Linked DNA regions of Homo sapiens: region 2 is linked to region 1. Evidence: read pairs that join two places in POLR2A ChIA-PET (ENCODE). Cell type or tissue: IMR-90. All regions are shown on one strand. Links, peaks and the distances in the headings refer to the core of each region. The heading gives the core; the rest is flanking DNA.

The links. ChIA-PET counts read pairs that join two places held together with the same protein. Peaks named below come from ENCODE experiments on the same cell type or tissue, not always from the same donor. Only the 100,000 strongest peaks of a DNase experiment are listed, where the experiment ranks them.
Region 2: POLR2A ChIA-PET joins it to region 1 with 17 read pairs; 19 of 35 experiments call an interaction of 5 or more read pairs at or near these places.

The regions. Positions count from the first base shown.
Region 1 is chr22:39,383,150-39,394,793 of GRCh38, forward strand. SYNGR1 (synaptogyrin 1) reads left to right here. Exons shown (of 4, transcript NM_004711.5): 4 at 1-2,426. Among named protein-coding and RNA genes, the nearest start is that of TAB1, 11 kb to the right of the region's middle. RefSeq lists a silencer at 1,635-1,929. In IMR-90, for the core only: no CTCF peak of the experiment used is centred there; a DNase peak (open chromatin) is centred at 5,242; H3K4me3 peaks cover 722 bases.
Region 2 is chr22:39,327,430-39,339,073 of GRCh38, forward strand. No RefSeq gene overlaps it. Among named protein-coding and RNA genes, the nearest start is that of RPL3, 14 kb to the left of the region's middle. RefSeq lists a silencer at 675-969. In IMR-90, for the core only: a CTCF peak has its summit at 3,909; no DNase peak of the experiment used is centred there.

The DNA of each region.
Region 1 (11,644 bases), core at 2,003-10,002:
GGGCTGCAGCAGCCAAGCGCATGAGAGGTGTTTCCTTGGCCTTCCAGAAGGCCCACTGTGGAGCCAGCCTCCCTATGGGAGGCAGAGCGGCAAGGACAGGGCTTTGGAATCAGCCAGGTCGGCTCCTGGGCTGTGGCCGTGGAGAGACACTGCCCCCAGGATGACACAGGCAAGAGCCCCTGAGGCATGGGAGGCCCAGGGAAGACCATGGGCTGTAGGGGAGAGTGTGGCAGGTGACCCAAAGGCCCAAAGAGGGCCGTGGGGCCTGAGGAGGTCATAATCTCTTCTGAGTGGGGGCAGGTCGATTCTTGCACAAGGTGGGCTCTTCACTGAGCCATAAGGGACAGGGAGGTATGGGAGAGCGCTGGGGGCCCATCCCCCTGTCCACCCAGTGTCCACTGGCCTGTCCTTCAGGGAGCAGAGCAGAGCAGGTGGTGGACGGGCCCAGTGCTGGGTGTTTTCACCACCATCCCCCCATCCCCCATCTAAGAATCCTAAGAGGCAGGCGATCCCTCACCTGCTTACTCACTCAGCAGTTACCCGGCCCCTGTGCTGGAGATACCAAGGGCATGGGTGGTCCCTGCTTCGATGGCCCCAAAGCTGGGCCAGAGTTAAGGGAAAGAGGAGGAAGTCCTAAGCAGAGAAGTAGCACCATTATCCCCATTTAACAGAAGGGAAACTGAGGCTCGGCAAGCATAGGCGAGTTGGCAGTGGAACACGGATCTAAACTCAGGTGTGTCCAAGTCCTCCCAAAGGACAGCAGTGATGGAGAGGACCCCAGCCAGCTGTGTGACAGCTGGTTGTTGCTGACTTCATTTTCCAATCCGGAGAAGGGGCTCTGTCCACAGTCCCCCGCCGCCAGGTGGCCCACATGGGACCAGCATGGGGGCAGGTTATCTGTTGGCCTGAAGAGTGAAACCTGTACCAGGCCAAAGGTGAGGGCGTGAGTGAGGGCAGGAGTGTTTATGGCAGAGTGAAGTTCTGTGCCCACCACAAGAGGCTGTGAGATGTTCTGACCCTCACCCACTGTCCACCAAAAGCCTCTCCTGCTGATGGGCACTAGGAGACCTCAGGGTACTGCCCATCTGTTTCTCCTCGGGTGCCAGCCAGCTGCTGGTGATCCTCAGCCGGAGGGCAGGGTACCAGGTAAGCTTAACTCCATCTTGGGTGTTTGTGACAGGCCCTGCCTGCCACCCTAGGCAGGGAAAGCTGTCAAGACTCCTGCCAGGAATGGGGGGTGCTGAGTCATCTCACGAAGAATCCCTCACTCTTCCCGGGTTCAGCCCAGAAGCCCTTCCAGGCATGATCTTCCCCATCAGGCTGGGCTCTGGCAGGGACCTGCCCAGGATGGAGATGAGAGAGGGTGAGAGATGGAGGGCGAGATTTGGATGGGACCCAGGGCTCCTGACTCTGCCCTGGAAGGTTCATGGGGAAACTCGCTCCTTCTGTTGGCAGAGGACAGCCCCTGGGGAACCCCAGGCCCAACTCTGTCCGGTATCCCTTTTCCTCCCAGCTGCCCTCCCCTACTTCTCCCTTGCTCCCAAAGCTTTCCTTGGAGAAGGGCCCTCCTGCAGCTGGACCCTGCAGGGTGGCTCCCTCCTCCCCATCAAGCACAAGAGAGGGCCCAGGAAAAAAGGTTTCACATAAGTGTAGAGTCGCAAGGACGCTTAGAGTCGGCAGAGTCTGGGGTAGGGAGACAGCGACTTGTCCAAGGTCAAGCACAGAGGGAGAGGTTCAGGAGTCAGGTCTTCTGCCTTCTGAGTTGGCTCATCCTGGGCAGTCACAGACTGTCCTGCCTGCACGGCTCCTATCCACCTGGGGGTGTCGCAGTTGAGGGGCTAATTCCCAGGGGACTGACGTTAGTTCCCTACTCCATCCTTCCCTGGTGATTCTTGATCTTCAAAGCCTCGGGGATCCCAGGTTTCCCCATGTAACTGAGACACCCTGCCTGTTAGCCCTGGGAGACCCCTAACCTTGGCCCAAGACCCCTTTGATTCTCTAAGGAGCACGAAAGGGGGAATGCCCCTCCCAGGAGTTTATGGGAGAAGGGACTGGGCCGGCTGCCTCCCAGCGATGCACTTGACCTGACACTCCCCATGTCCTGGTGCGCACAGCCCTTGTCGGTGCCCCGGCCCCTCCCGCAGCGTTACTGCCTGTGTATAGTATAAATATATATATTTTCTATATATAAGATGTATAATATAAGGCTCCACAAATATATCTGTGTGTGTGTGTGCGTGTGTGTGCGGTGAAGGGCGGTCCCCATCCTGGGCCCCCACTCTAGACCCCCCCACCACCTGGTTAAGTCTCGAGTGAATCCAGTGGCCCCGTGGCACCCTCCTTTATGACATCCATCCATCTGTGGTGAACCAAGTGAAGGTGGTGACTTCTGGTGACATAGTAATAAAGTGAAGACTCAGAACCCACCAGCGATTGCAAGTGTGTCACCGTGTTTCTTTGTTCTTCATTCTGCGTTTGGCTTGGATGCTCCATCCCGTTTGTCTCCTTAGACAGGCCATGTCTTACTTGGTTATTATTGTTTGTTAATTTTTCATTACACAATGAACCTATGAATATATTATCTTTTTAAAAAGTAAAATTGGCCGACTGCAGTGGCTCATGCCTGTAATCCCAACACTTTGGGAGGCCAAGGTGGGTGGATCACCTGAGGTTAGGAGTTCGAGACCAGCCTGACCGACATGGTGAAAACCTGTCTCTACTAAAAATACAAAAAAAAAAAAAAATTAGCCGGGTGTGGTGGCAGACGCCTGTAATCCCAGCTACTCGGGAGGCTGAGACAGGAGAATCACTTGAACCGGGGAGGCAGAGGTTGCAGTGAGCCAAGATTGTGCCATTGCACTCCAGCCTTGGCATCAAGAGCAAAAATCCATCTAAAAAAAAAAAGGAAAATTATTACAGTTGAAGCCAGAGTCTCTTAGCTTACATGTGCACATGTCCACATACATGCCCCATCACCATTTCCTATCCTGGTTCCTTCCCCAACCACCAGGAGTAAACAAGATTAGATGCTTGGCCTCATTCCTTCCAGACCATTTCCATGCTTTTACATACACATGTTTTACAAGACATGGTTTTTAAATTGACTGGCCTTCAGCTGGGTGCCATGGCTCATGCCTGTAATCCCAGCACTTTGGGAAGTCAAGGTGGAAGGATTGCTTGAGCCCAGGAGTTCAAGACCAGCCTGGTCAACATAGTGAGACCCCGTGTCTAAACAAAACAAAACAAAAAACCTGGGCACAGTGGCTCACACCTATAATCCTAGCACTTTGGGCAGCCTAGGCGGGCGGATCACGAGGTCAAGAGACTGAGACCATCCTGGCCAACATGGTAAAACTCCGTCTCTACTAAAAAGACAAAATTAGCTGGGCGTGGCTGGGCGTGGTGACTCACACCTGTAATCCCAGCACTTTGGGAGGCTGAGGTGGGCAGATCACCTGAGGTCGGGAGTTTGAGAACAGCCTGACCAAAATGGAGAAACCTCGTCTCTACTAAAAATACAAAATTAGCCAGGCGTGGTGGCACGTGCCTGTGATCCCAGCTACTCGGGAGGCTGAGCCAGGAGAATTGCTTGAATCCAGGAGGTGGAGGTTATAGTGAGCCAAGATCATGCCATTGCACTCCAGGCCTGAGCAACAAGAGCAAAACTCCATCTAAAAAAAAAAAAAAAAAAAAAAATTAGCTGGGTGTGGTGGCCAGCACCTCTAGTCCCAGCTACTCTGGAGGCTGAGGCAGGAGAATCGCTTGAACTCGAGAGGCAGAGGTTGCAGTGAGCCAAGATCACGCCACTGCACTCCAGCCTGGCGACGGAGTGAGACTCCGTCTCAAAAAAAAAAAATTAAATATAGTTGCCCCGAGCCGGCAAAAAATTTACCCAGAGCCTGTAAAGTACCAGAAACTTGCTAGGCGCTAGGAGTTCAACACCAAAGGAGGTAGACAGTGCCCTCTTGGAGATGATCACGCAGTGGGGGAAATGCTGTTAACTAAACATGCAAGCAAAAATATCAACTGTGCTAAGTGCTGGAGTGGGTTGGAAAGAATATGCGATGCAATTTAGATCACCCTGACTAAATCAACCACCACCGGTCGAGCAGGTGACCCTCGACTCAAGCGCTCTCCATGAGCAGGGTTTGGACGTGAGCGGGTGGGCTGGTGAGTTATCCAAGCTGGTGAGTTCTGCAGGGAGGACCCAGGACTCAGGGGTCCCCGGCTGGGAAAGAGCTTGGAAGTGGTGGAAGGCAGGTGCAGTGGACGCACAGAAGGGAGAGAGAGGAGAATGAGGAAGGACAGGCCAGAAGGTGCTCATGGATCCCACAGTGTAGGGCCTGGAGGCCTCTGTAAAGCCATGAAGGGTGGGTGACCACAACAGTGCATGCTCTCAAAAGACCACTCTGCTGGTTAGATGGTAGTCAAGAGACAGGTCACCATGACCGTGAGAGAATGGAGAAGTCCAGATGTATTTGAAGAAGGCACAGATCTGCAAATGAACCGAGGCCGGGCACGGTGGCTCACGCCTATAATCTTAACACTTTGGGAGGCCGAGGCAGGAGGATCACTTGAGGTCAGGAATTTGAGACCAGCCTGGCCAACATGGTGAAACCCCGTCTCTACTAAAAAAATACAAAAATTAGGCCGGGTGTGGTGGCTCACGTCTATAATCCCAGCACTTTGGGAGGCCGAGGCAGGCGGATCACCTGAGGTCGGGAGTTCGAGACCAGCCTGACCAACATGGAGAAACCCTGTCTCTACTAAAAATACAAAAATTAGCCGGGCGTGGTGGTGCATGCCTGTAATCCCAGCTACTCAGGAGGCTGAGGCAGGAGAATAGCTTGAACCAGGGAGGTGGAGGTTGTGGTGAGCCAAGATGGCGCCATTGCACTCCAGACTGGGCAACAAGAGCGAAACTCTGTTTCCAAAAAAAAAAAAAAAAAAAAGCAAAAATTAGCCGGGTGTGGTGGTGGGCGCCTGTAGTCCCAGCTACTTGGGAGGCCGAGGCAGAAGAATCGCTTGAACCCAGGAGGAAGAGGTTGCAGTGAGCTGAGATCGCACAACTACACTCCAGCCTGCGACAGAGAGAGACTCTGTCTCAAAAAAAAAAAAAAAAAAAAAAAAATCCCACCAGAAAAGGCTCTGGAGCCCAGGCCGGGTGGGAGGAGCAAGTGGGCGTGGCCTGGGCATGGCCCGTCGGTCAAGGTACTGGCCCTGCCCACGCCCGGGAGAGGGGCGGGCGAGAGAGATGCTAAGCCAATCGGATTGCGGTCATCGGGGGCGAGCGGAGTCTGCAAGAGGTCCGAGGAGTAGCGGGTGCCGAGGGAAGGAGCGCGGCGGGGCGGGTGAGGGATCCCGGGGCTCCGTTCCAGGACACCCAGGTTCTGACCCCGTTTAGGAGTGCGGAGGGCAGGGGCTGCCTGCAACCCAAGGAGCCCGAGCTACCCTGAAGGCCGACCCTGAGGCCGCTGCTCAGCGAGAGGAGCCGACCCTTGGGGGACAGCGGGGTCGGGTTCCAAGCCGGGGCTGCTGGGGCTGGTCAGGCCGCCCGCCCTGCTTGACCCCTCTCACCTGATGGCTCCCTTCTCCAATCTTCAAGAAGGTGAAACGTCACTGTGGTCCGCAGAGGGCAGGCCGCGTGTGCGGAGTCGCTGTCATCCCTTAGTGGCCACGCCCGCCTCCCTGTCCACTTCCCGTCTTCGTCGTTGCGGTTCAGGTGTTCGCTCCACTCTGCGGCACCAAAGGCCCGTCACGTGCTTCCCCTGCCCAGACACCCCAAACACCGAAACTGTCATCCGAAGGCCCCGCACCTGCCGCCTGTCGGATGCTGAAGAACGAATCCCAGGTGGAGAGGACAGCACCCCAAAAGGGATGGGGGATGGATTGGGGCGTCTGAGCCCCGTGGAGTATGTCAGCCTTTCAGAGCGACCCGCTCCACGCTGCGATGTGGTCCTTAAGAAGTTAGGGCCGGGCACGGCGCCTCACGCTGTAATCCCAGCACTTTGGGAGCCAAGGTGGGCGGATCATCTGAGGTCAGGAGTTCGAGACCAACCTGGCCAACATGGTAAAACCCCAACTCTACTAGAAATACAAAAATTAGCTGGGTGTGGTGGCAGGCGCCTGTAATCCCAGCTAGTCGGGAGTCTGAGGCAGGAGAATTGCTTGAACCCGGGAGGCGGAGGTTGCAGTGAGCGGAGATGGAACACCCCTGCACTCCAGCCTGGGTGACAGAGAACGACTCCGTCTCAAAAAAAAAAAAAAAGTTAGGGCCGGTCGTGGTGGCTCACGCCTGTAAGCGAGGCCAAAGCTCCAGAACAGCATCTCTACTAAAAATACAAAAATTATTCGGGCGTGGTGGTGGGTGCCTGTAATCTCAGCTACTCGGGAGTCTGAGGCAGGAGAATCGCCCGTGAACCCAGGAGGGGTAGGTTGCAGTGAGCAGAGAGCATTCCACTGCACTCCAGCCTGGGTGACAGGCTGAGCACTCACTCAGCCTGGAGCGAGACTCCATCTAAAAATAAATTAATAGATAAGTTAGGGCTGGGTGAGGTAGCTCACACCTATAATCCCAGCACTTTGGGAGACTGAAGTGGGTGGATCAATGAGGCCAGAAGTTTGAGGACAACGTCTCTACAAAAAATACAAAAATTAACCAGGCATGGTGGCCTGAACCTGTGGTCCCAGCTACTTGGGAGGCTGAGTGGAGAGGATCTCTTGAGCCCAAGAAGTTGAGGGTGCAGTGAGCCATGATCACCACCACTGCAATCCAGCCTGGGTGACAGAGTGAGACCCTTTCTCAAAAAAAAAAAAAAGTTATAATGTAATGGATTGGCCTTCATTGGACTTAAGGGAAATCATTAAACCCTGCAAGGGTTTTAACTGACTCAGGACAATTTGGAGAAATATGAAAACTATTTCAAAGAAATGCTAGGTTTCAGAATCAGGGCTGCTGCATGATTTGTAGGGCCCAGTACAAAATGAAAGTGCAGGGCCTCTTGTTCAAAAAGCAATATTAAAAAATAGTGTAATTTTTGACCGGGTGCAGTGGCTCTCGCCTGTAATCCCAGCACTCTGGGAGACTGTGGCGGGCAGATCACTTGAGACCCAGAGTTCGAGACGAGCCTGGCCAACATGACAAAACCCCATCTCTACAAAAAATACCAAAAAAAAAAAATTAGCCCAGCATGGTGGCATGTGCCTGTAATTCCAGCTACTTGGGAGGCTGAGGCAGGAGAATCGCCTGGACCCGGGAGGTGGAGGTTTCAGTGAGCCGAGATCACGCCACTACACTCCAGCCTGGGTGACAGAGAGAGACTCCGTCTCAAAAAAATAATAATAATAAATAGAAATAGAAATAAAAATACTAAAATATAAAGCACTTTACTTACAAAATATTACATATAAAATATAATAGGAGTAAGAGTAACACATGAGTAACAGCATAAATTTAAGATTATAAAAAATAATATTTTGGGGTTGGGCGAGGTGGTTCACGCCTGTAATCCCAGCATTTTGAGAGGCTGAGATGGGTGGATCACCTGAGGTATGGAGTTCAAGACAAGCCTGGCCAACATGGTGAAACCCCATCTCTACTAAAAATACAAAAATTAGCTGGGTGGTGGCGGGCACCTGTAATCCCAGCTACTGGAGAGGGTGAGGCAGGAGAATCGCTTGAACCTGGGAGGCAGAGGTCGCAGTGAACCGAGATCATGCCGTTGCACTCCAGCTTGGGCGACAAAAGCGAGATTCCCACTCAAATAATAATAATAATAATAATAATAATAATAATAATAGGCCAGGCGTGGTGGCTCACGCCTGTAATCTCAGCACTTTGGGAGGCCAAGGTGGGCGGATTGCCTGAGGTCAGGAGTTCGAGACCAGCCTGACCAACGTGGTGAAACCTCCTCTCTACTAAAAATACAAAAAAAAAAAAAAATTAACTGAGCTTGGTGGTGTGTGCCTGTAATCCCAGCTACTCGGGAGGCTGAGGCAGGGGAACTGCTTGAACCAGGGAGGTGGGGGTTGCAGTGAGCCGAGATCGCGCCACTGCACTCCAGCCTGGGTGACAGGATGAGACTCCCTCTCAAAAAATAAAAAATAAAATAGTAATAATAATATTTTGGTGTCATTTTATATAATACAAAAATAATGCCTTACTAATATGATTTCTTGATTGGTCATATGATTTTTTGGCTCATTCTTTTTGCAAGTTCATTTATTATGTTATTGAAATTTATACTTATGACAACTTCATTTTCCATTGAAAGCTACAACAGCCACTTTTGGCAAAGGCAAGATTACAAATAATTTCTTATACTTTTTATTTTGAGAAGGCTCCTTCTGCCAAGGCAATTGTTGCTGTAGCTGCTGAGAGTATTTTATATGCTGTCACAGTAGGAGAAATTCATGATTTTAAAGAATTTTTAAAAAAATATTTAGCTCTTCATATTGGCCAGGCGCGGTGGCTCACACCTGTAATCCCAGCACTTTGGGAAACCGGGGCATGTGGATCACCTGAGGCCAGGAGTTCCAGACCAGCCTGGCCAACATGGTGAAACTCTGTCTCTATTAAAAATACAAAAATTACCCAGGCCTGGTGGTGCGCACCTGTAATCCCAGCTACTCAGGAGACTGAGGCAGGAGAATCTCTTGAACCCAGGAGGCAGAGGTTGCAGTGAGCCAAGATTGCGCCACTGCACTCCAGCCTGGGCGACAGAGTGAGACTCCGTTTCAAGAAAAAAAATTTAACTATTCATATAAATCAGTTTCATATGTGTCTGATTTAATTTTAAATGTAAACTTATACAACGATGTTTTAATGTTTTCTTTGACATTTTCTATAACTTGTGAAGGTTGTACAAGAAACTGAAAGTTACTTCATGATTTCTATATAATTTTAATGATCTGTTTATGCATTTGATTGCTGGGTCTTCAATAACAAGGAAAACTTAGCTTTAAAACTGCCTTCAGAGTAAGCTTCACATAAAATAGAATTATTTTCTGTAGAATATGATGATCTATACATTTAATTTTTATTTCTAAGACTGTGGATATTTGCAATATTGCAGCAGGCTTTTTTGTTTGTTTGTTTTTGTTTGTTTGTTTGTTGAGACTGAATCTTGCTCTGTTGTCCAGGCTAGAGTGAAATGACATGATGTCGCCTCCCTGCAACCTCCACCTCCCAGGTTTAAGCAATTCTCATGCCTCAGCCTCCCATGTACTGGGATTACAGGCATGAGCCACTGTGCCTGGCCTGCAGCAATTTTCAAAACCAGAGATTCTTTTTCTTTTCCTAGCATCCCCATGGATGCCAGGGCGAAAACCGAAAATTCTAAAACTCTTTGAAGAATCCTAACAGCTCCCTAGCGTGCTTTATTGCGACATCCATGTGTATGTTTCCATGTTGTAATAACTTACTGACAAGGTTTACTGCCTGACTGCTGGCAGTACCTGTCCCAGCATTTAGGCTGTGAGCTATATTTGTGCAGATGTTACAGGCACGGGCTGTTCCATGTGGAGTCTCTTCTCCCACCATGGAGCCCGTGATGGCATGGAGCCGTGACACCCCCACCAGTTTCTTCTGCTGCTGCCACCAATCTGGGCACAGATCCTGGCCCCCACTGTCCCCACACAGCCCCACAGTGTCGCAAACTGTCCAGCCATGTGGGTGCACACAGGGTGGCCAGGCCAATTGCTAGGCAGCTCTGCTGCCCACCGCCTGTCATCCTTGCTGGTCTGAGCCTGCTGGTGCATATGCTTCTTTGTCCCACTGGACTTCCTTTATAAAACACAAGTTCAAATATAAAATGATGAAGAATTTCAAGATGGCGAAATTCAAACAGAAATCAATGCAGAGCATTCAACCAAATGCTAGGTCTATTCTGAGAGCAGGGCAATGTGCGACTGTACGGGTCCCATGCCCATGAGTGCAGTCCTGCTCAGCACACTGATTCTGGCCCCTCTCCATCTCCCCTTTATTTTATTCTGAATCTTTTTTCTTCTCCTTTTAGTCTCCTTGTCAATTAGATAGCTACACTTGACTATGGGCCTGAGCTATGCTGCGTACTTTGTAAAGCATTGTCTAGTTCACTTCTTTTCTTTTTTCTTTCCTTTTTTTTTTTTTTTTTTTGAAATGGAGTCTTGCTCTGTCACCCAGGCTGGAGTGCAGTGGCGCAATCTTGGCTCACTGCAAGCTCCGCCTCCCAGTTCACGCCATTCTCCTGCCTCAGCCTCCCAAGTAGCTGGGACTACAGGCGCCCTCCACCACACCCGGCTAATTTAGTTTTTGTATTTTTAGTAGAGACGGGGTTTCACCGTGTTAGCCAGGATGGTCTCGATCTCCTGACCTTGTGATCCGCCCACCTCGGCCTCCCAAAGTGCTGGGATGACAGGCGTGAGCTACTGCTCCCAGCCTCCTTTTCTTTTCTTTACTTTTCTTTTTTTTTTTTTTTTGGTCGTTGTTGTTGTTGTTGTTTTGAGACAGAGTCTCGCTCTGTCACCCAGGCTGGAGTACAATGGCGCAATCCAGGCTGGAGTGCAGTGGCACAGTCTCAGCTCACTGCAACCTCCGCCTCCCAGGTTCAAACGATTCTCCTGCCTCAGCCTCCCAAGTAGCTGGGATTACAGGCATGCGCCACCACGCCCAGCTAATTTTTGTATTTTTAGTAGAGACAGGGTTTTGCCATGTTGGCCAGGCTGGTTTCGAACTCCTGACCTCAGGTGATCCGCCCCCCTCGGCCTCCCAAAGTGCTGGGATGACAGGCGTGAGCCACCGCGCCCGGCCTTGTTCACTTCTTTCAACACCTGTGATAGGGGCACTAAGATGCTCCCATTTTACAGATGAGGAGCTGGGCCAGGGAGGAGAAGTGGCCCAGCACAGTTATACCGGTGCAGGGCCTGACTTGACCAGTAGTGAGTCCAGCTTTAAAACCCATGGTCTTAGCCTCTTTGCTGCCTTTTGTTAAACTATTTTTATACATTTGCGGTCACTCACATAATCCTTAAAGCTGTTTTTGATGTGAAAGTTCCCCGAGCTGTGCATGCTTCTGGATCAGCAAAGGCTTCGGCTTTGGTTACCCATCTGTTCTCTGTGCTTATCCAGCGCTGGGGTCTTCCCAAACCCTGTCCCAATTATGTGACCTAGAAATGCGACTTCAAATGTTTGAGAGATCTCATACAAAATTGAATGTGCTTTTCCTCAAGGTTTTTCAAAAGTTACATTGCTGGACGGGATGACTTACTTCTGTAATCCTAGCACTTTGGGAGGCCGAGATGGGCAGATCGCTTGAACTCGGGAGGTAGAGCTTGCAGGAAGCCAACATCACAGCACTGCACTCCAGCCTGGGTGACAGAGTGAGACCCTGTCTCAAAAAAAAAAAAAAAAAAAAAAAAAAGTTACATCAATTGAACAGTAGCAGGGATTGTGCCCTCAGTGTCAATGTGGAGGACTCCCAGGTTCATCCTCCGTCCACACTTGCTTCATTGGTGGCTCATCTGGTCTCACAGCTTTAAATATCCGCTGTATTCTGACCATTCTCAAGTGTGTACACCCACCCCCCCAGGTCAGCTACTCGTATATCCAACTGCCTTTACTCCGACATATCTGGTTGACATCTCCCATGAAGACCCCAGGGATCTG
Region 2 (11,644 bases), core at 1,858-9,857, 56 kb before region 1:
GACTTATTATTATTTTTTGAGATAGAGTTTTGCTCTTGTTGCCCAGGCTGGAGTGCAATGGCGCAATCTCAGCTCACTGCAACCTCCACCTCCCAGATTCAAGCGATTCTCCTGTCTCAGCCTCCTGAGTAGCTGGGATTACAGACACCCGCCAGCACGCTTGACTAATTTTTGTACTTTTAGTAGAGATGGGGTTTTGCCATGTTGGCCAGACTAGTCTCAAACTCCTGATATCAGGTGATCCGCCCGCCTCTGCCTCCCAAAGTGCTAGGATTACAGGCATGAGCCACTGTGCCCAGCCTACAGCTGCATTCTCAATGGCTGCCTGCATTGCCCATTATGGACAAAGCAATTATGCCCTCTCTTTGACATAAGTTCATATCCTGATCTTTTGTGCTGTCATTGATCACTGCAAAACTACCCTGCCCAGGTGACAGGATGTTTGGTCCAGAGGGTCAGCTAATATGAGCTTGGGGCGTGAGTGCAGCCTCATGTCCCTGGGGCAGGAGCCTGGGTACACAGCCTTTGGGTCGTGAAGGCCCCTTGCTGTGCTTCTCCACGAGGAGCTGTGGGGGAAATGCCCCACAGAATGGGAGCTGGCTGGGCAGGGAGGTCTGGCAGATCCTGCTTCCGTTCCTGCTGCTGTGTGGCCTAGGCCTGGTGAACTTCTGTGCATCCCTGCTGGGGCTGCAGGCGGAGATGGCAAATCCAGCCTCCCACTGGCTCTCGGTCTCCATGCTGGGCGCCTGCATCCTGTGGTGCAGCAGCCTGCCAGTGGGTGGAGGTCTCATCCTCATCCTGTCCTGGAGACTGTGCATGGAGGTGATGCTGGCTGGCCAGCGGGCCTTGTGGCAGCAGCTGACTGTTGTGCGGATCTGGAACCTACAGCTGTTCATCACCCTGATCCATGGAGCCTGCCGCTGCATCTCACGACTCCTGCAACACCTGTGGTGGGAGGCCGGCCTAGCCGTGTTCTCCATGGCCCATTGGGCCTACTACAGCCTGGTGGGCTTCCGCCACGATAACAGCAAGGTGTTGGAGCTGCTGCTGCAGGCCGTGCTATAGCACATGGCCATGTCCCTGCTGGCCTGCTGCCTGGACAGGCTGTGGGTGGCCATGGGACGGGTGGCCTAGGCCATGCGGGGCTGTGGCCTTCAACCCCTGGAGAGGGCCAGGCTGTGCCGGGCAGCCTCCACAGACCTGGATGCAGTCACCACTATCCTCCCAGCGACCACCATCCCTTTCAGCCAGCACTTCCCCGGACCTGACCTGGCCACCATGAGTAGGCTCTCACCAGCCTCCATGAGCCTGTGCATAGTGGTTGGGGTCAAGGATGCCAGCGAGGGAGAAGAAGGCTGTGGCTATGGGGCCACCAACATATCTCTTAGCACCAGGTTCTGGAGCAGTAGGACAAGCAAGGTGGCCTTGAAATCTTCATCCAAGCAGGCCCTCGCACAGCAGCTCAAGACGACCTGTCTCCTCATCATTTTTCTGTATATCTGTGCCGTGTCTCTCTTCATGCAGAGCTTAAAATAAAGCGATTAACTGTGGGCCGGCCCCCGGTATGTTCCCTGCCTAGCTTTGTCAGGGGGAGATAGAATGGCGACAGATCTGTCCACTTAGGCCTTTACTGGGCTGGTGGGTGGTTCCCAGTATGCAAGACACATGCATACCAGGGGCTGGGCTGGGGGACCTAGTCTCAGCCCTGTCACTACTGTGTATCCTTGCGGAGGTTCCTTTACCCTTCTCAGCCTCAGTTCCCTTTCCTGCAAAATATAGATAATAGGACTCTGAGGAGAGGGGATCTATAAAAAGGTGTCGTTTATGAATTGTAGCATGCTCTTCCCCCTCTAATTACTCGAACAAATAGTGCACAAAACCTTCTTCCTTTTTTTTTTTTTTTTTTTGAGATGGAGTTTCACTTTTGTCACCCAGGCTGGAGTGCAATGGCGCAATCTCAGCTCACCACAACATCTGCCTCCTGGGTTCAAGCGATTCTCCTGCCTCAGCCTCCCAAGTAGCTGGAATTACAGGCATGCACCACCACACCCAGCTAATTTTTGTATTTTTAGTAGAGACGGGGTTTCTCCATGTTGGTCAGGCTGGTCTCCACCTCTCGACCTCAGGTGATCCGCCCACCTCGGCCTCCCAAAGTGCTGGGATTACAGGCGTGAGCCACCACACCCCGCCACCTCTTTTCTATTAAAGGACATAAAAGAAGTCCTGAATAAATGGAGAGACATCACCAGTTCATGGATGGCCTGACATGTCTTTAAAATGTCAGTTGTGGCCAGGCGCAGTGGCTCACACCTGTAATCCCAGGACTTTGGGAGGCCAAGGTAGGCGGATCACCTGAGGTCAGGAGTTTGAGACCAGCCTGGCCAACAAGGCAAAACCCCGTCTCTACTAAAAATATAAAAATTAGCCAGGTGTGGTGCCACACGCCTGTAATCCCAGCTACTCGGGAGGCTGAGGCAGGAGAATTGCTTGAGCCCGGGAGGTGGAGGTTGCAGTGAGCCGAGATTATGCCACTGCACTCCAGCCTGGCCAACAAGGTGAGACTCTGTCTCAAAAAAGTAAATAAATAGGCTAGGCATGGTGGCTCACGCCTGTAATCCCAGCACTTTGGGAGGCCAAGGCGGCAGATCACCTGAGGTCAGGAATTCGAGACCAGCCTGACCAACATGGTGAAACCCCATCTCTACTGAAAACACAAAAATTAGCCAGGCATGGTGGCACACGCCTGTAATCCCAGCTACTCAGGTGGCTGAGGCAGGAGAATTGCTTGAACCCGGAGGTTCAGTGAGCTGAGATCGCACCACTGCACTCCAGCCTGGGCGACAGAGTGAGACTCTGTGTCAAAAATAAATAAATAAATAAATAAATAAATAAATAAATAAATAAAATAAAAATAAAATGTCAGTTGTGGCCAGGTGCGGTGGCTCACGCCTGTAATCCTACCACTTTGGGAGCCTGAGGTGGGTGGATCACCTGAGGTCAGGAGTTCGAGATCAGCCTGGCCAACATGGTGAAACCCTGTCTTTATTAAAAATGCAAAAATTAGCTGGGTGTGGTGGTGGGCACCTGTAATCCCAGCTACTCGGGAGGCTAAGGCAGGGGAATCATTTGAACCCAGGAGGCAGAGGTTGCAGTGAACCGAGATTGTGCCACTGAACTCCAGCCTGGGCAACAAGAGTGAAACTCCATCTCAAAAATAAAATAATAAAATAAAATAAAATAGTCAGTCATCTCCATAGTAATCTTTAAAATCATTAGGATTTCAACCAGAATCCCAAGGGATTTGGGCAAGAGGTGGGGGGATGGGGTGACTCATACATTGATTCTAAAATGTATGTGGAAGGCCAGGCATAGTGGCTCATGCCTGTAATCTCAACACTTTAGGAGGCTGAGGTGGGAGGATCACTTGAGCCCAGAAGTTTGAGACCAGCCTGAGGAACATAGCAAGACCTCATCTCTATTTTTTAAAAATTAGCTGGTCATGGTGCTACATACCTGTAGTCTCAGCTACTCAGGAGGCTGAGGAGAGAGGATCACTTGAGCCCAGGAGTTCAAGGCTGCAGTGAGCCAAGATGGCACCACTGCACTCTAGCCTAAGGCAGAGCAAGACCCTGTCTCAAAAAAAAAAAAGATATGTCCACCTACAACCTGCGAATGGGGGTGGCTGAAATATGAGAATCGCTCAAACCTGGGAAGTAGAGGTTGCAGTGAGCTGAGATCGTGCCACTGCACTCCAGCCTAGGTGACAGAGCGAGACTGTCTTAAAACAAACAAACAAACAAACAAGAGTTCAGTGGAGGAAGGAACTGCAGATGGAGGAACATGCCGAGACCCAGCTCAATGTCCCTCTAGGCCCCTAGTACTGGTGGATTTTAATCAGTGGAATAAAGCGATTTAATCTGTGGTGTAAGAGCCCCCTAGCTGCCGGGTGGAGAACAGATTCAGGGTAGCTGGGATTCTCCATGCTGGCCAGCTTGGTCTCGAACTCCTGACCTCAAGTGATCCACCCGCCTCGGCCTCCCAAAGTGCTGGGATTACACGTGCCTGTAGTCCCAGCTACTTGGGAGGCTGAAGCAGGAGAATTGCTTGAACCCGGGAGACAGAGGTTGCAGCGAGCCAAGATTGCATCATTGCACTGCAGACTGGGGGACAGAGCCAGATTCCATCTCAAAAACAAAAGAAAAAAAAAAGAAAACCACATTCATCACCATCAGAGCTCGTGGGTATCCAGGTGTATTGTCAACGAGCAGTAATATTTTGAAAGAAAAACAGATGTGCTGTCATCCAGGCTTTGGTGTTCCGCTTACAGAGCACAGGCAGAGTAGACGTAGCATAATTCTTAAGGGCCTTCAGATTTTCAGAATTATCAATGAGCAGTTGGCTTCAACTTAAACTCACCAGCTATACCAACTCCTGACAAGAGAGTTAGCCTGTCATTTGAAACTTTGAAGCCAGGAATTGATTTCTCCTCTCTAGCTATGAAAGACTTCCTGGCATTTTCTTTTGATATAAAGCTGTTTCATCTACATTGAAACTCTACTGTTTAATGTAGCCACCTTCATCAACGATCTTAACTAGAACTGGATAACTTGCTGTGGCTTCTCCATGAGCACCTGCTGCTTCACCTTGCACTTTTATGTTATGGAGACAGTTTCTTTCCTTAAACTTCATGAACCAACTTCTGCTAGCTTCTGCTTTTCTTCTGCAGCTTCCTCATCTCTCTCAGCCTTCATAGAATTAAAGAGAGCTAGGGTCTAGGGCCTTGCGCTGGGTTAGTCTTTGTCTTTTTTTTTTTTTTGAGACAGAGTCTCGCTCTGTCACCCAGGCTGGAGTGCAATGACTCGCTACAACCTCTGCCTCCCGGGTTCAAGCAATTCTCCTGCCTCAGCCTCCCGAGTAGCTGGGATTACAGGCACCTACCACTACACCTGGCTAATTTTTTGTATTTTTAGTAGAGATGGGGTTTTGCCATGTTGGCCAGGCTGGTCTCAAACTCCTGACCTCAGGTGATCCTCCCGTCTCGGCCTCCCAAAGTGCTGGGATTAGAGGTGTGAGCCACCACGCCTGGCCTAGTCTTTGGTTTAAGAGAATGTTGTGGCTGGTTTGATCTTCTATCCAGACCCAACTTTCTCCATATCAGCAATAAGCCTGTTTCACTTTCTTATCATTCATGTACTCATTAGAGTGGCACTTTTAATTTCCTTTGAAAGCTTTTCCTTTGCATTCACAACTTGGCTAACTGCATAGTGGAAGAGGCCTAGTTTTCAGCGTATCTCAGTTTTTGACATGCCTTCCTCATTAAGCCTAATCATTTCCAGCTTTTGATTTAAAGCAAGAGACATGTGACACTTCCTTTCACTTGAACACTGAGAGGCCATTGTAGGGTTATTAACTGGCCTAAATCCAGCCTGTCTCGGCTGTTGGCATGCCTTCCTCACTAAGCTTAATCATTGCTAGTTTTTGATTGAAACTGAGAGACAGGACTCTTCCTTTCACTTGAACACTTAGAGGCCATTGAGCAGTTATCAGCTGGCCTAATTTCAGTACTGTTGTATCTCAAAAAATAGGGCTGCCCTAGAGAGGGAAAGAGACAGAGAAATGGTGAGTCAATAGAAGAGTCAGAACACACACATTTATCAATTAAATTCACCATCTCGGGCCGGGGGCAGTGGCTCACGCCTGTAATCCCAGGACTTTGGGAGGCCGAGGTGGGGGGATCACGAGGTGAGGAGATCGAGACCATCCTGGCTAACACGGTGAAACCCCGTCTCTACTAAAAATACAAAAAAATTAGCCGGGCGTGGTGGTGGGCACCTGTAGTCCCAGCTACTCAGGAGGCTGAGGCAGGAGAATGGCATGAACCCGGGGGGCAGAGCTTGCAGTGAGCCGAGATCGTGCCACTGCACTCCAGCCTGGGTGACAGAGTGAGACTCTGTCTCAAAAAAAAAAAAAAAAAGATGGCCTGAGACTCCTTCCACGTATTTACCTTTTAGAATTCTGATGGGCCATGTTTCTTTTTCTTCCTTTTTTTTTTTTTGAGACAGAGTCTTGTTCCATCTCCCAAGTTGTAGTACAGTGGCATGATCTCAGCTCACTGAAACCTCTGCCTCTCCCCAGTTCAAGAGATTCTCCAGCCTCAGCCTCCTGAATAGCTGGGATTACAGGCGCACGCCACCACACCCAGCTAATTTTTGTAATTTTTTAGTAGAGAAGGGGTTTCGCCATGTTGGCCAGGCTGGTCTTGAACTCCTGACCTCAGGTGATCTGCCTTCCTCGACCTCCCAAAGTGATGAGATTACAGGCGTGAGCCGCTGCACCCAGCCCCATGTTTCTAATCCACCCAGAACCTCCTGCTATGTTGTTGCTATCATCTGAATGTTTGTGTTCCCCAAAATTCATATATTGAAACCTAATCACCAGTGTGATGGTGTTGTGGTAAACTGAGGAACGGAGAGACTGATATGAGAGTACAGGAGGATTTTTTTTTTTTTTTTTTGAGATGGAGTCTCGCTCTGTCACTAGGCTGGAGTGCAGTGGCGCGATCTTGGCTCACTGCAACCTCTGCCTCCCGGGTTCAAGCAATTCTCCTGCCTCAGCCTCCCGAGTAGCTGGGACTACAGGCGAGCGCCACCACACCCGGCTAATTTTTTGTATTTTTAGTAGAGACGGGGTTTCACCGTGTTAGCCAGGATGGTCTTGATCTGAGTACAGGAGGATTGTTTATTTCAGGTACGCACCAGCTCAGTGGACTCACATCCAAAAAGCTGAGCCTAGAACAAAGACAGAGCGGGGTTTTTATAAGCTGGCTTACAAAAGTAAAACAAAAGCAGCTAATCATATGATAGGTCACATAATCTATAGCATAGCATAATTTATGGTCTTACATAGCCGGTGGCTTTGTAGCTGCATTGAAAGAAAAACAAGAACTGGCTAAATACAGACATTTGTAAAACATAATCATGCTTAAGAAACCAGGGAAAGGAGTAACAGTAAAATAATTTGTCTTTCTCTCTTTTTTTTCCTTCAACTTTGCTCTGGAGGGGAGGTGTCTGGAGCCCACTCCTTTGGCCTTGACTTCTCAAACAGTGTTATCATATAACTGTCCTTGAAGTGAGCTTGCTGTACTTTCCTTTGCTAGACAGAGGAAAACTTGTTATTTTCCTTTTAACCCTTGCCTTGCCTGTTACTTTTCTTAGAGTGAATGAATGCATATTTATTTTTAAATTTCTGCCTCAGTGGTATTGTTATGGGAAAGGGGTCCAGATCCAGGCCCCAAGAGAGGGTTCTTGGATCTTGCGCAAGAAAGAATTCAGGGTGAGTCCATAGAGTAAGGTGAAAGCAAGTTTATTAAGAAAGTAGAGGAATGGGCCGGGTGCAGAGGCTGACGCCTGTAATCCCAGCACTTTGGGAGGCCGAGGTGGGCGGATCACGAGGTCAGGAGATCGAGACCATCCCGGCTAACACAGTGAAACCCCATCTCTACTAAAAATATGAAAAATTAGCCAGGAGTGGTGGCGGGCGCCTGTAGTCCCAGCTACTCAGGAGGCTGAGGCAGGAGAATGGCCAGAACCCGGGAGGCAGAGCTTGCAGTGAGCCGAGATCACACCACTGCACTCCAGCCTGGGCGACCAAGCGAGACTCCTTCTCAAAAAAAAAAAAAGAAAGAAAGAAAGTAGAGGAATAACAGAATAGCTACACCATAGACAGAGTAGGGCTGCTGATTGCCCATTTTTATGGTTATTTCTTAATTATATGCTAAACAAGGGGTAGATTATTCATGCCTCCCCTTTTTAAATTTTTTTTTATTTTTTACTTTTTATTTATTTATTTAAGATGGAGTTTTGCTCTTTCACCCAGGCTGGAGTGAAATGGCACAATCTCGGCTCACTGCAACCTCCACCCTCCGGGTTCAAGCGATTCTCCTGCCTCAGCCTCCCGAGTAGCTGGCATCATAGGCACCGGCCGCCATTCCTGGCTAATTTTTGTATTTTTATTTATTTGTTCTTTTTGAGACAGAGTTTCGCTCTTGTTCCCCAGGCTGGAGTGCAGTGGTGCAATCTCAGCTCACCGCAACCTCCGCCTCCGGGGTTCACGCCATTCTCCTGCCTCAGCCTCCCGAGTAGCTGGGACTACAGGTGCACGCCACCACGCCTGGCTAATTTTTTGTGTTTTTAGTAGAGACGGGGTTTCACTGTGTTAGCCAGGATGTTCTTGATATCCTGACCTCGTGATCCGCCTGCGTCAGCCTCCCAAAGTGCTGGGATTACAAGCATGAGCCACCGCGCCTGGTCAAATTTATTTATTTATTTATTTATTTATTTTTGTGTTGTTTTTTGAGATAGAGTCTCACCCTGGAGTGCAGTGGCGTGAGGTCAGCTCACTGCAACTTCTGCCTCCCAGGTTCAAGCAATTCTCCTGCCTCAGCCTCCCACGTAGCTGGGATTACAGGTGCACACCACCATGCCAGGCTAATTTTTGTATTTTTAGTAGAGACAGACTTTCACCGTGTTGGCCAGGCTGGTCTTGAACTCCTGACCTCAGCTGATCTACCCACCTCTGCCTCCCAAAGTGCTGGGATTATAGGCATGAGCCACTGGGCCCAGCGAACAAATTTAACATAACTGAAAATACATAAATAATGTTTTCCTACCAAATGTTAAAGCACCAGTTCTCAGAGTGTGGGTTGCAGACTCCTAGGGTTCCTGAGATACTTTCAAGCGAACTGCAAAGTCAAAATTATCTTCACAATAATACCAAGATATTATTTGTCTTTTTCCCTGTGTTGACATTTAAACTAATGATGCAAAATAATTGTAGATAAAATTTCTGGCTCCATAGTATGACAAGGCAGTGGCACAAACTACGTATGTGGTCATTATATGCTTCACCTCCCTGCTCTAAAAGTAAAACAAACAAACAAACAAAAAACAGTTTTACTTAAGAATGTCCTTGAGGCCAGGCGCAGTGGGTCACACCTGTAATCTGTAATCCCAATCCATTGGGAGGCCAAGGCAGAAGGCTCACTTAAGGGCAGGATAGCAGTCTGGTCAACATAGTGAGACTCTGCCTCTACAAAAATATTAAGAAATAAAAATTTAAAAATTAACCAGGCACAGTGGCACGTGCCTGTGGTCCCAGCTACTCAGGTGGCTGAGGCGAGAGGATCGATTGAGCCCAGGAGGTTGAGGCTGCAGTGAGCTGTGATAACACCATTGCACTCCAGCCTGGGTGACAGAACGAGACCTGACTCTAAGAACAAAAAGAAAAAAAAAGTTACAATGGAGAAAATTTTAAAACCACAGTTTGGCTATCAGTTGTTCTTTCAAATAAAAATGATGTTACATTTGGCTGAGCGCAGTGGCTCACACCTATAATCCCAGATACTGTGCCTGTGGTCCCAGATACTTGGGAGCCGAGGCAGGAGGATCACTTGAGCCCAGGGAGGTCGTGGCTACAGTGAGCTGTGATTGTGCCACTGCACTCCAGCCTGGGCAACAGAGCGAGACTCTGTCTCAAAAAAAAAAAAAAAAGCCTGGCATGGTGGCATGTACCTGTAATCCCAGCTACCAAGGAGGCTGAGGCAGGAGAATCACTTGAACCCGGGAGGTGGAGGTTGCAGTGAGCCGAGATTGTGCCACTGCACTCTAGTCTGGGAGACAGAGTAAGATCCATCTCAAAAAAAAAGACCCGTTCCCAAGGTTGATATTTAAGTAATAATTTTTATTGTTATATCAAGGACATCACCTCCATTTAATTTTTAATTTTTCTTTTTTATTTTTTTAACACACAGGTCCTTGCTTTGTCACCCAGGCTGGAGTGCAGTGGTGCAAACACAGCTGACAGCAACCTCAAACCCTGGGCTCAAGCAATCCTTCCACCTCAGCTTCCCAAGAAGCTGGGACTACAGGCATGTGACACCATGCCCAGCTAATTTTTTTTTTTTTTACTTTTAAAAATTTTTTGTAGAAATGGGAGTCTCACTATATTGCTTAGGCTGGTCTCAAATTCTTGGGCTTAAGCAATCCTCCTGCCTCGGCCTCCCAAAGTTGTGGGATTATAGGTGTGACCACTGCAGCCAGCCTTAATTTCTAATATGGTAAGTATTAATAGCATTTTGGGGATGCTCAATAATTTTCTTCTTCTTTTTTTTTTTTTTTTGAGATGGGGTCTAGCACTGTCACCTAGACTGGAGTGCAATGGCGCGATTTCAGTTCACTGCAACCTCTGCCTCCTGGGTTCAAGAGATTCTCGTGCCTCAGCCTCCTGAGTAGCTGGGACTACAGGCACCCGCCACCACATCCGGCTAATTTTTTGTATTTTTAGTAGAGATAGGGTTTCGCTATGTTGGCCAGGCTGGTCTCAAACTCCTGACCTCGTGATCCGACTGCCTCAGCCTCCCAAAGTGCTGGGATTACAGGTGTGAGCCACCACACTCGGCAATAATTTTTTAAGGTATAAAAATGTCCAGAGACCAAAAAGGTCAAGAACCACTGCTTTAAATACATAAATGATATCAAACTATTTATATTATTTCAAAATTACTTTTAAAAAAATTCAACACAGAGCATAAGCTCCATGAAGCAGAGGTTTTTCTTTTTGTTTTATTCATTATGGAAACTAAGTCCCTAGAACAATGCCTGGAACATAGTGGGTGTTCAATAAATACTGATTGAATGAATAAAGAATTATATTTTGGGTTTTACCCATTCTGATACGTGGACCTCAAACTCATTCTGCTGTTCAGTATTCTATTATTCCTGAAGATGAAAATATCACAATAACAATTCTATTAATGAACATTTGTTCATAATTTTTCATGGACATTTTTATACACAGGTAAGAGTTTCTCCAGGGTATATACCTAAGAATGAAACTGTAGTAAATAAATCTGGCCAGGCACGGTGGCTCATGCCTGTAATCCCAGCACTTTGGGAGGCCGAGGCAAGTGGATCACAAGGTCAGGGGATCAAGACCATCCTGGCCAACATGGTGAAACCCTGTCTCTACTAAAAATACAAAAATTAGCCAGGTGTGGGGGCGTGTGCCTGTAGTCCCAGCTACTCAGGAGGCTGAGGCAGGAGAATCGTTTGAACCCAGGAGGTGGAGGTTGCAGTGAGCCAAGATCGCACCACTGCACTCCAGCCTGGGTGACAGAGCAAGACTCCATCTCACAAACCAAAAAGAAAAAAAAAAACACTAGTCTTCATGTTGTTCTGTTCCACCAGCAGAGTTTGAAAGTTTCTCTTGCTCTACAGCCTCAGAATCTAGCATTTTCACCCATATGGTGGGTATAAAATGGTATCTCATGATGGTTTTATTTTTTATTTGCCTGGCTACTAATAAGATTGAACACTTTGTCATGTGTTTACTGGCCATTCTTAGGCCCTCAGTTCTGAAATGCCTGTTCATTGGCCAGGCACGGTGGCTCACGCCTGTAATCCCAGCACTTCGGGAGGCCAAGGCAGGCAGATTACTTGACGACCGGAGTTTGAGACCAGCCTGACCAATATGGTGAAACCCTGTCTCTACTAAAAAAAAAAAAAAAAAAAAAATACAAAAATTAGCCGGATGTGGTGGCGGGTGCTTGTAGTCCCTGCTAGTCAGGAGGCTGAGACAGGAGAATTGC